2 separate regions of the Homo sapiens genome follow, and region 2 is linked to region 1. The links are chromatin contacts, found by Hi-C in ENCODE. All regions are on one chromosome and are shown on one strand. Each heading gives the region's core, a stretch centred on a gene start or an enhancer-like site at or near the end of the contact. The rest is flanking DNA. Distances are from core to core; before and after follow the strand shown.

The links. A loop is a pair of places that touch in the nucleus more often than their neighbours do. Pooled maps may share reads with other maps.
Region 2: a map with no recorded cell type shows a loop between it and region 1 (11-fold over the local background). The contact joins the promoter of TBC1D2B here to the enhancer-like site in region 1. A Hi-C loop is called at or near these places in 2 of 37 single-sample maps with no recorded cell type and 2 of 50 pooled maps.

The regions. Positions count from the first base shown.
Region 1 is chr15:74,398,684-74,404,703 of GRCh38, forward strand. No RefSeq gene overlaps it. Among named protein-coding and RNA genes, the nearest start is that of MIR6881, 9.7 kb to the right of the region's middle. RefSeq lists enhancers at 990-1,490, 1,249-1,478, 2,759-3,259, 3,989-4,038, 4,259-4,788 and 4 more and a silencer at 4,284-4,493. Within about 2 kb of position 1,733, at least 8 of the 41 ENCODE cell types and tissues checked have a DNase peak (open chromatin) inside an H3K27ac peak, as active enhancers do.
Region 2 is chr15:78,073,510-78,079,576 of GRCh38, forward strand. TBC1D2B (TBC1 domain family member 2B) reads right to left here and starts at 4,202. Exons shown (of 13, transcript NM_144572.2): 1 at 3,784-4,202. The coding sequence starts at 4,143. RefSeq lists silencers at 3,678-3,877, 4,078-4,287, 4,438-4,487.

The DNA of each region.
Region 1 (6,020 bases), core at 483-2,982:
CTGTGGAAAGCAGTTTGTCAGTTGCCCAAAACGTTGAACACAGAGTTACCATGGGATTCTGCAGTCCCACTCCCAGGTAAATAGATGTTCCAAAGAGTTGAAAACATCTGATCACACAAAAACTTGTACACAAATATTCATACAGCGTTATTCTGGATATTATTATAACAGCCGAAAAGTGGGAACAATGTCCATGTCCATCAACTGAGGCACAGATAAGCAACATGGCCTAGCCACACAATGAGCTCTCATTCAGCAGTGAGAAGATGGGGCGTCCTGGTTCAGGCTACCACATGATAACCCCTGAAAACAGTATGCTAAGTGAAAGAAGTCAGACACAAAAGGTGACATGTACAATTCCATTTATATGAAATGCCTAGAAGCTGGATGCAGTGGCTCACGCCTGTAGTCCCAACTATTTGGGAGGCCCAGGCAGGAGGATTACTTGAGCCCAGGAGTTTGAATCCAGCCTGGAAAACATAGCGCGACCTCATCTCTGAATAAATTATTTAATTTAATTTTTTAAAAAATGTCCAGAAGAGACAAATGCATAGAGACAGAAAGTACATTAGTTGGGGGACAAGGAAAGGGGAAGTAACTGCTAACAGGCACGAGGTTTCTTGGGGGTGATGGAATGTTCCAGAGTTAGCTAGAGGTAGGTGTCATAGAGCATTATGAATATACTCAAAACCACTGCAATGTGCATTTTGAAATGGCAAAATTTGTGTTATATGAACCTTTACTCAATAAATACATAAATAAATAAATAATAAATAAATAAATAAATAAATAAATAAATAAAAAGGCAACAACAGCCACCCCAGGGACAGGTTTGGAAAGCCAAACTTGTCTGACTGGCTGGGTGGCTTGTCTATTTGTGTGTTTCTTAAAACAGCATCCTACAGGAGAACTATTCTTTGCTCAGGGAAACCCCCACCCCCTCACTCCACTCCTACCTCGAGACAAGGCCTCTGAGGAGCAGATGGGAGGAGAGGGGCTCTGGGGAAACATAGGGGGCATTGCAGTGGGGTGCTGCCCTCTCCTTGGGCAGGTGCCCCCATGATGAGCAGACTCAAGGTCCAGCTACAGTCCCAGCTCTGGTACAGGTCCTGTCCCTTTCCTCAGTTTCCCCATCTGCAGTCTGCCTCCCGGGGTCTTTCTGAGGTCAGTATGTAGCATGACAGAGCCTGAGAACTGCCAAACTGCCATGTTCTCTCAGAGACCCCTTTTTGGCATGCATTCCAGATGTGGGACCAGAGGTTGGGAAGTTCTTCCTTTGGTCTGACCACAGTATTCCACTTGGAGACAGCAGTGGGAAGAGGCCTTCCACTGAGTCACCCTGACTCAACTTTCATCAGCTTCAGGCCCCCCGTGGGGGTCCTTCCCCCACCGGATGCTCACTTTGCTGTAATGGGGCAGGATGTGGGTTCCCTGCTGTGGGAGAGCAGCCCCCACAGCAGCTGCTCCCTAAGATGGTTCTGGCAGGAACCAATGAGAGGAGAAAGCTGATCCTCAACCCCTGCAGGGGCCCTGCAGCCCAAGCAGAGGGCCTCTCAGCCCACCTCGGTCCCAAGTAGGACAGATTGACAGGTGACCTCCCTGTCTCAGAGCCTCAGGGTGTCTTGGAACAAGTGATCCCATCATCTTCCTCTGAGGTCCAAGACTCGGGTGCTAATGGACTCTGTGTAGGGAACCCTGGTCACTGGGGCAGACTCTGTCCCAGACCTGATCTTTGCCATTTTGCCAGAGTGGCCCACCTGACTGCTTCTCTCTGCTGTGTGTATCACTTGTATTAACCGCGAACCCAGCAAAGAGAGCAGGAGCTTGGGCCGGGCACAGTGGCTCACACATGTAATCCCAGCATTCTGGGAGGCTGAAGCAGGTGGATGACTTGAGGTCAGGAGTTTGAGACAAGCCTGGTCAACATGGTGAAACCCCGTATCTACTAAAAATTAAAAAAAAAAAAAAATTAACCAGGCGTGGTGTAATCCCAGCTACTCAAGAGGCTGAGGCAAGAGAATCACTCGAACTCGGGAGGCAGAGGTTGCAGTGAGTCAAGATCGTGCCACCGCACTCCAGCCTAGGCAACAGAACAAGATCCTATCTCAAAAAAAAAAAAAAAAAGTAAAAGTAGAACCCCTGTTTCTTGAGGACAAAGATTAGATGCATCTTTTTGTTGTGAAATTTTGGTAAACTACTTACTCTTTCTCAGCCTCAGTTCTTTGAACTATGAAATGGAGACAATAGTAATAGTATCAACCTCAAAGGGCTGGTGAGAAAACTAACCAAGACAATTCACACAAAGTTTCAGAACAGTCCCGGGCAGGTGCGTGACTTACGCATTTGGCTTTTGTTCACCACTATTACTACTTGCTTATTGAAGCTGAGCCAGGTGGCTGAGCAATGTCCCTTTCTGGCAAGGAGGGTGGAGGCAAGTGTCACATTTCAGAAAGATCCCTGGGCTCCTGTTGAATCTGTCCCCACACCAAAACATGCCCGTGGGGGCTCTAGCTCCTGCCCCAGCAGCGAAAGGGGCTCCTCCTTCTCTGGTGCCCAGTCCTAGCTCACCTGCTCTTCACAAGCCTCCTCCCAGCACAGCCTGCACCACACAGGTGCTCAGTAAGGGGGTTGCTCTGAACAGGGAGCAGGCCCACATGCTGAGAGTGGTGGAGGCGTGCAGGCTCTGATGACCACCTGAACCCAGACTCCAGGGCAGGACAGGTCCTTACAGACCGTAAGGGCTTCCTGCCTACCCTCTTCCCATGCAGTTACCTCAACCCTGGGACACCAGGAAGGTTGAGCATTCCAGGAAAGCCCCGACCCACCCAGGAAACCCAAGTACCTGGTGGGGCCTCATCTGGCCCATTGTCCTGAAAGGACAGGAATAAAGGCTCTCTCCTCATGGCCACACACCCTAGGGACGTCCAGCCTCCAGCTTTCTGTGGGTGGGGCAAATGACTGAGGAGGCTTCCCTCCCTGCAGGCGCCTCCCTCTGGGGCCTCCTGTGGTCCAGTCGTCCCTGGTCCCCAGCTCTCAGGTGGGTCATAGGGCATCTCAGCAGGACCACCAGGAAGAGCATCAGGAGGGGAAGGAGCCAGAGAGCCCTCCAGGCCAGTGCACTGCTAACTCAACATCTCATCTTCCTATCTCGTCCCTTCTGCTCACCTCCGGAGACTCCCCCTCCCCTCTCATGCTCTTCACTGGCAGGTTATGATGGCCCAGAGATCCCCACCAGAGTCCCAGATATCAGTGGGGATCCCAGCCTATTCCTCCAAGCTCCCAGTTGCCAGTGACAGGGAGGCAGAAACAGCCTGGAAATTAACTGTGGGTTCTCCCTGAGCCTGTGGATACATGGAAAGAGAGCTTCACCACCACCCCCTTCTCTGAATATACATACAGGATCTGAGGAGGGAGGATTCTGTGTGGATGCATGTGTGCACAGATGTGCATGTTTGTACGTGTGTATGGGTGAGCAGGTCATACGTGTGGTCCCATGTGCCCACCTGTTGTATATATGCATGCTTGTTTTGTGTAAGTGAGCATAAGAGGTCAAGCCAGAGAGAGAAATAGGAACAAGGAGAGACAGAGAGAGAGAGAATAGAAACAGAGACCAACAGGGAAACAGAATGAGACTGAGACAGAGAACAACAGAAGGCCAGACAGGTAGACAAGCCACAGTTCCATCTTCCCTGGTGCTGGCTGCCAAGGCAGACAACTCTCCTCTCACTTCATTGATGTTCTGCCTGTGTTTATACCCATGATTGGGGTGGAGTTCAGGAAAGGATGTATCAGGGCTAGGACGCCCCCACCTCCACACTCACAGGGCCAGTCAGGGCCCTCTGCAGGGGCTGCCATTTCCTCAAGCTGAGGAATGGGCTTGGATCCCTCGGATGCCTTCCAGGGTGCAGGGGCGCTCCCAGTGACTGGGCTCTTGTGGTGGCTGGGGAGGGGGAGCTCCTCTGACAGGCCCCATGCTGGGGGAAACGTCCTGAGACTGACCTATCACGGGCTGACATGCACACCAAGGAGGTCTCACATCTGCTGGGAAATGAGGGGCTGGTGGAGGTGAGAAAACCTCAAGTTCTAATGCCTTCCCAACACCTTCACCTCACCTGAGAAGCTTCTAGATTCCACCCACCCCTGTTTCCTTGGGGGAGGGTGTTGTGTGGAGGTGGGAAGAGGCAGGAGTCCAGGTTCTAGGCCAGGCTCTGAAGGGGCAGGTAGCTCAGAGCAAGAGGCTGGCCTTGCACCTGCTCTGCCTAATGGGACAGTAATGCCCACGATGGCATTCCGCCTCTGAGGGCTGTGGTGAGGCTGTGGAGAGATGTCAGGGACAAGAAAAGGCCTTGGAAACCAGCTGTGGGAAGAACAGCCCATGAGCTCAGCATTTCCCCTGGCTTCCCCGAAAGCCGGCCCCCAGGAGAGGAAGGTGACTGTGACTTCTGCCGCCACCACTTCCTGCAGCTGGGACCCTGCTCACTCAGAATGTGGAACCGTCATGGGCCAGCAGTGTCACCTGCACACTCACTCCTGCCACCAGGAAACCCTTCTGCAGGGCAGGTCCCCAAGCCCCGTATCTCAGGTTCTGACCAGGATGTGTCCTCAGCAGTGGTCGCCCGACATTGATGGGAGGGACGGGTCCCAGCTGGGCATCAGGATATGGAGGGTTTCATTCCAGCTCTGCCACCAAGGTACTGGTTGCCTCGAGGCATTCCCCTTGCTGGACCTCATTGAGGAGACTTCCTGTATTGCTAAGCAGGCAGGAACCCCAGAAGCTCAGAGCCGGAAGGCACCAGGGCTTCCCACAAGATGTGGAGGACCCAAAACAGGGAGACAGGCCCTGGCACCTAAGCGTTCCTTCTGGGCTCTACACAAGGTGTGGGTGGCACCAGAGCTACTGCAGGCTACTTGATCCAAGGGGCAGTCCTGCTCCACCGTGGGCTGGACGAAGACATCATCTACTCCAGGGCATCCACGCGTGGGGTGGGAGCCAACAGACCTGCGGTGCTGCCTTCCAGCTTGGGACTGGCCCCCGTACTCCATCCCGTGCACCCAGCCCTTCCGGCTCACCCCTTCCATGGCATGTTGTGCTCTCTCGCACCCCATGCTTTGCATGTGCTGGTTTCATTACCTGCAACACCTTCACCCCACTTGTGTCTGGCTAGCGTCCCCTCCAGAATGGAGAGTGGACAAAACATGGGGTCTGGAATTCCAGGGGTCAGGGCCCAGGCTGTTAGGAAAGGCAGAGTGTGAAGCAGACCCTCAGCAGGCCTCACAGCAGGGAGTGCTGAGCTCAGGGTTCTCAGGGGCCAGGATGGGACAGACGCCGAGGAGATGGGGGTCGGTAGCTGGGGCAGATTGTGCAGACAGTCTGGATTGTGGAGGAGCTGCCGGGCGCAGGGCCCCACTTGGCGCGGGCGGCTGTGGGGGAGGCTGAAACTGCAGACTATTTTTAGGCTCCTGCTGAATTGAGAGATGAGGATGCTCTGGGCTACAAGCCCTCATTCGCTGGGGAAAGACTAAGGGGGCCCCAGTTCCCCCGATCTGCCCCCAGAGCTCAAAGTCTCCAGAGCTTCCTCTTTTGTCTCTAGGGACCAAGGGCTGGGGTCAGGAAGTGGACTGGAAGTATCCCCAGCACCCTAGATAGGCAAACACCCACAAGAAGTGATTTCCATACCATTTGCACACTGCCCTGCTTCCTGATCAGAAGGAACGGAAACGTTCCCTTTCAGAAGACCCTCAGCGGAGCAGTGCATTCACCAGAGTCCACTTTCACCTGCCCCACTGGGTATCAGGAGAGTCCCAGGAGAGCGACACAAGCTCTAAAGTCAGAAAGCACAAACGGGGGTTGTTAGCACTGTGGTGTAGCATCCGCTAGGCTCGGGGTAGCAAATAAGTTCCATCTGATCAATTGCTGGTGACTCCTAAGGAGAAATGCTGGTGAGGATCCATTCATTCATTCCACAAATAATTTACTGACCACCTACTGTGTGCTAGGTGCTACTCTAGGTGCTATGAAA
Region 2 (6,067 bases), core at 2,952-5,451, 3.7 Mb after region 1:
CTCTATGGCTGGGCAGCCCTAAAGTGAAACATTAAGGCTTAAGGGAATCAGTTCTTGCATTTGAAAGACGAAAAGGAAGATAAATTGGTAATTTCCATACTTACACCATAAAGATTTTACTCCTACAGCTCAAAAGAAATAACTGTACAATGAAATTTAATTTTCTTAAAACACACGCCTGGCTGGGTGCGGTGGCTCATATCTGTAACCCCAGCACTTTGAGAGGCAGAGGCAGGTGGATCACGAGGTCAGGAGTTCGAGACCAGCCTGGCCAATATGGTGAAACCCCGTCTCTACTAAAAATACAAAAATTAGCTGGGAGCGGTGGCACGCGCCTATAGTCCCTCAGCTCGGAAGGCTGAGGCAGGAGAATTGCTTGAACCCGGGAGCCAGAGGTTGCAGTTAGCAGAGACTGTGCCACTGCACTCCAGCCTGGGCGACACAGCAAGACTCTGTTTCAAAAAAAAAAAGGGAGCAGGGTTTTAGAGTCGGGGTGTTTTTTGCTTGTTTGTTTGTTTGTTTGTTTGTTTTTAAGGTGGAGTCTCACTCTGTCGCTCAGGCTGGAGTGCAGTGGTGTGATCTCGGCTCACTGCAACCTCCGCCTCCCGGGTTCATGCAATTCTCCTGCCTCAGCCTCGCGAGCAGCTGGGACTACAGCGTGCGCCACCATGCCCAGCCAATTTTTGTATTTTTAGTAGAGATGGGGTTTCACCATATTGGCCAGGCTGGTCTCGAACTCCTGACCTCAAGTGATCCACTCGCCTCGGCCTCCCAAAGTGCTGGGATTACAGGCATGAGCCACCACGCCCGGCCTTCTCCTCCCTTCTTCCAGAAAGCCTTGCCTGATTTCCATTCCCATTGTTGTATACAGCCAACACTCGGTACTATCTTATTCTGTGACCAATTTAATTTTACATGTCAAAATATTCCTCCATTGTCAGTAACCCAAAGGAAAATGTATTTCCTTTCTTTAAAAAAAGAAATATTCTGAACCTACAAAAAGATGGATAGCATAATAGGACAAACACTGATATACCTATGACCCAGTCCAAGAAATAAAACACTGCAAAACAGGAGAAGCCCTGAGGCACCCATTCCCAATCACATCCTCCCTCTTCCCATCACAGGCAACCACTACCTGGAAACCAGAGCTCATCAGCCCCATAAAGCTCTTCCCCTCGCGAAAGAGCATACATCCTTATGATCTGTAGTACTGTTTCACATGATCTTCCTAACCTTTCTATAAGTGGTATCATTCTGAACACAATCAGTGTGTAACTTACTTCTTGTTCAATTTTATTGTTTGTGAGAGTAATCCACGTTGACACCTATAGCTCTAGTACCTTTGTTTACTACTGCATAATATTCCACTATATGAATACACTACATATTTGGCCAAAGACACTGCTTGATGTTTCATATGCCATGTAGTGCCTACTATTTTCCATACCACTATGGAAAATGCGCCAGCCATTTTCCATAACATTCTCCAGAATCCTCACAGCCACCTAATGAGGAAGGTATGATTCCCACTAGACCAAAGAGGAAACTGGAGCAGGGAACTGGTGTAATTTGTCCAATATGTGTGAGCAGCAGACTCCTGCTTCAAGTTCAAGTCCATCGAAGTTTAAAGCCACACTTCTGACAATGCGCCTTGTAACCCTGCTTATGTAGATTCTTATTTATTATTTTTTTTTTAATTTTTTTTGAGATGGAGTCTCACTCTGTCACCCAGGCTGAGTGCAGTGGCGCGATCTCTGCTCACTGCAAGCTCTTCCTCCCGGGTTCACGCCATTCTCCTGCCTCAGCCTCCCGAATAACTGGGACTACAGGCACCCGCCACCATGCCTGGCTAATTTTTTGTATATTTAATAGACATGGGGTGTCACCGTGTTAGCCAGGATGGTCTCGAGCTCCTGACCTCGTGATCCACCCGTCTCGGCCTCCCAAAGTGCTGGGATTACAGGAGATTCAGATTATTTTAATGAAAAAAACTGATAGAGTTCTACAGTCATCTGGGAAAAATGTGAAACACGATGCTCTATTTTCTTTAACAAACATCCCACAGGAAATTCGTCCGACACAGGGACAGCCCGTATGTACACTGAGGAAGAGCCTCTGCCTTTGGCAAAGGTCTCCCACTAGGGTCATTACCAAGTTTATACAGGCACTCTCTAAGTAAGCCTGTGTAGGACTGCAACCCGAGTTGGTTTTCTTTGGGGAAACAGGCTGTCTGCACCCACTTACAGACAGGACAGGGGAGCCCAAGAGAACATGGGAATCAGATCCTGCTTGAACTGGCAAAAGCTGAGTCAGCAAAGCTCTAAGAACATCTCCAGGGAGCAGCTCCAGCTGTTAGCAGCTCTGGGGGTCTGAGGAACAGTCCTCAGCTCACAAGGCCAGGAGTTTGCCTAGTCTGCTCTCCGTGTGGCCAGCTTTGAGAGCACTTTCATACATCCCAGCCCAACCCTGTTGCTCTGGAGAAAGCCCAACCTGGAATACGGAAGAGGAGTGAGAGTGAGGGTGGAGACTCACAGAAACCAGGCAGGGAGCAAAGCCTGGAAAAAGGATACCCAGCTCCAGGCCTGGGCCCAGATCCCTCCAGATGCTCAAAGCAGGTGGGCCCCTAGGAGGTGACAGTCTAGTCCCCCAGAACTCCCAAGGACAGGGGAGGCCTTTCAGCACCAGGACTCCTGACTCTACTCTCCTGCTTCTACACTGTATCTCTCATTTTGTCTGTCCACTGGAGGATTAAGGGAGCCTCAAAGGAGCAAGGCATAACTGGCTGAAAAGACCCCCTCCCACCCATCCTGGACAAAGCAAGGAGGAAGAACACAGGATCTGCCACCTACTGGCTGTGTGACCTTAGCTGGAGCATCCCCGTCCACTCTGGAGGAAAATGTAGTGGACTGTCTCTAAGGGCCCTGCCATCTGACTCTTTCTGTCTACAGTGCTAAATGCACTCTGGCTCACGCCTGGCATCCCAGCACTTTGGGAAGCTGGATGGGGAGGATGGTTTCGGCCCAGGAGTTCGAGACTAGCCTGGGCAACATAGTGAGACCCCCGTTTCTTTAAAAAAAAAAAAAAATTTAATTAGCCAGGCGTGGTGGCCCGCACCTGTGGTCCCAGCTACTTGGGAGGCTGAGGTGGGAGGATCTCTTGAGCCCAGGCATGGAGGCTGCAGTGAGCCGAGATCGCACCCCTGCACTCCAGCCTGGACAACAGAACAAGATCCTGTCTCAAAAAGAATAAATAAACAAATAAATAAAAGCACTGACATTTACTGAGCAGTTTAAAGTATAATTCATTTAATCCCAACACCCCATGAGGTAGATACTACTGTTATCCCATTTTACAGAGGAGGCCGCTGCAGCCCAGAGCGGTTCACTGAGGTACCAAGGCCATAGGCAAAGTTCTAAAGGAGGCCCCAGGGGTAGAAGCCTACGCTCACGGATGCCTGGGAAGGCTGCACAGGACATCCACGGGATGGTGGGGGTCGGGAGACACCAGAGACTGGCCCGAGGTTAGGCGCAGAGGGAGATAATGGGTCAAGGTGTCTGAGAAAGGAGACGGGGCTTGGTAGCCCCAGCGAGACTGGCCTAAGCCCAGATAGTGGGGAGGAGATAGGAACGAGGGCGGGATGTGGAGAAGCAGGGAAAGGCAGGCCGACGTGGGCAGGGGCGAGGAGGCCTTGGAGGAAGGAGGGTGGATGGCGCAAGCCAGTGGCGGAGGCAGGGGACGCCGGCGGAAGCGCGCGGGCGGCTTTGGGGCGAGCGGTCCCACCTTGAGCACCGTGACGGCTCCCGCGCTGTGCACCTGGAAGTGCGCGGGCGGCTCCGTGCCCGGCTCCGCCGCCTCGTCGGGGCCCTGGTAGCTGAAGCAGGCGTCCGCGATGTCCAAGTGGCCGAGGGGCAGCGCGTCCTGCGGACTCTTGAAATAGTAAAGGTAGCAGCGGCGCGCGTCGAACACGAACCAGCGGCTGCGGTAGCCACGCAGGGGGCCCTTGCCCGACAGCTTCTGCAGATAGCCACACAGCCGCGCTGGCTCCCGCGCCGGACCCGCCCCGGGCTCCGCGGCCGCCCCCTGCGCCGCGCCCTCGCCGCCGCCGCCGCCCTCCTCCGCCCGGGCTCCGGCCCCCGGCATCGCTACCGCGCGCCAACCGTAGGCGCCCGCGCCCTGCGCCTCCGCGCCGCGGCCGCTGCGCCCCCTACCCCCTCCGCACCGCCCCTTCGCTCCGCACGGCCCGCGGGCGCGCAAAGCACCCTGGGACTTGTAGTCTCGCCCCCGCCCGCCCGCCGGCCGTTGCCCCCTCAGCCCCCGGAGGCAGGGTCCTGCGACCAGCACCCCGCGGGTCAGTTGCCTTCGTGCCACCTGGGCTCCAAGTCCTCGCCCTGCCGGATGAAGCAATGGTCTATTTCTTTATGGCAGTGTAGGTACATGGGAGTGTGCATCTCTCAAAACCCAGCGGAGTGTCCGCTTAAAACTGCATTTCACACTGTGTATCTTATTCTAAAAACTTGATATTTAAATCTCCCTCCTGCCAGAGTCTCAAGCTAATATTGTAAAAATGAGACAGCCTATTGCCTGGTGCTGAGTGGGTGCTCAGTAAATATTTGCAGAATTCATGAAAGCCAAAGCGTTTCCTGCCTCTCCAGACCTCAGTTCATTTATTGAATTCAACATATATTTATTGAGCGCCTTCTGAATGCCGGGTACGGTTCTGTATGCCAGGCCCTGGCGGATACAGCAGTGAACAAACCAATCATTCTCCTGCCCTCGTGGAGGTTATATTCTAGTAAGGCAGGGAGGTGACACACAAGAAAGCAGATAAAAGTAATGTGTGCTATGTTGTATAAATGCCGTGATGACATGTAAATGATTACCGCTTAAAATAGCACCTAGTATTTATCAGTGCTTTATAGACTAACTTATTTGAACACTCACAACCTGAGAAGGCAAATCTATTGCTTTGTAATAAAGCAAAGAGAAAGAATGAATAAGACCAAGTATTTGCTAGCACAACAGGGTGACTACAGTCAAAAATAATATAATTGTACGTTTAAAAATAACCAAAAGAGTATAATACAGACGCGGTGGTTCACGCCTGTAATCCCAGCAGTTTGGGAGGCCGAGGTGGGTGGATCACCTGAGGTCGGGAGTTCGAGACCAGCCTGACCAACATGAAGAAACCCTGTCTCTACTAAAAATACAAAATTAGCTGGGCGTGGTGGTGCATGCCTGTAATCCCAGCTACTCGGGAGGCTGAAGCAAGAGAATCTCTTGAACCCCGGAGGTGGAGGTTGCAGTGAGCCGAGGTTGCGCCATTGCACTCCAGCCTGGGCAACAAGAGCAAAACTCTGTCTAAAAAGAAAAAAAAAAGTATAATAGGATTGTTTGTAACACAAAGGATAAATGCTTGAGGTGATGGATACCTTACTTACCCTGATTTGATTATTATGCATTGCATGCCTGTATTAAAATATCTCATGTAACCCATAAATATATACACCTACTATGTTCCCACAAGAATAAAAAATAAGTAAAAAGCAAAGTGAGAGGATGAAGTGATGGGGGGCAGATAGCAGGCTGCTGCCCCAGGACAGGCAAGGAGGCTGGTCTGATCCTGTGACATGGAGCACAAACCCAGATGATGGGAGGGACAGGGGCAACCAGAAATGTGGGTGAAGCATTCCAGGGAGAGGGAATAGTGAGTACAAGAGCTCACTTTATTCAAAGGAAAAAGGAAGTGTATAGCTACATAGCTACATTTGTGAAAGCCCAAACCAAATATCTCACCCTCATAGATTTGCATGTTTTATACAGACACACTGAAAGACCCAGGTGGAAAACTGACCTTTCTGAGCTGGACAGGGACACAAATTAGACTGCCTGTTTGGAGCCACCCAGGTAGGAAGGGCAGGTTCTGGGTCCTCACCCAGCCTGCCGACTCTCTGCAGGCCCTAAAGTGGCACCACGCAAGCATTCCTTTCCTGGGGCCCATCAGAGGTGTGGCTGACCTCTCCACCTGTCTTTGAGCACAATCAGCACAGTGTTAAGGACTGGGCTC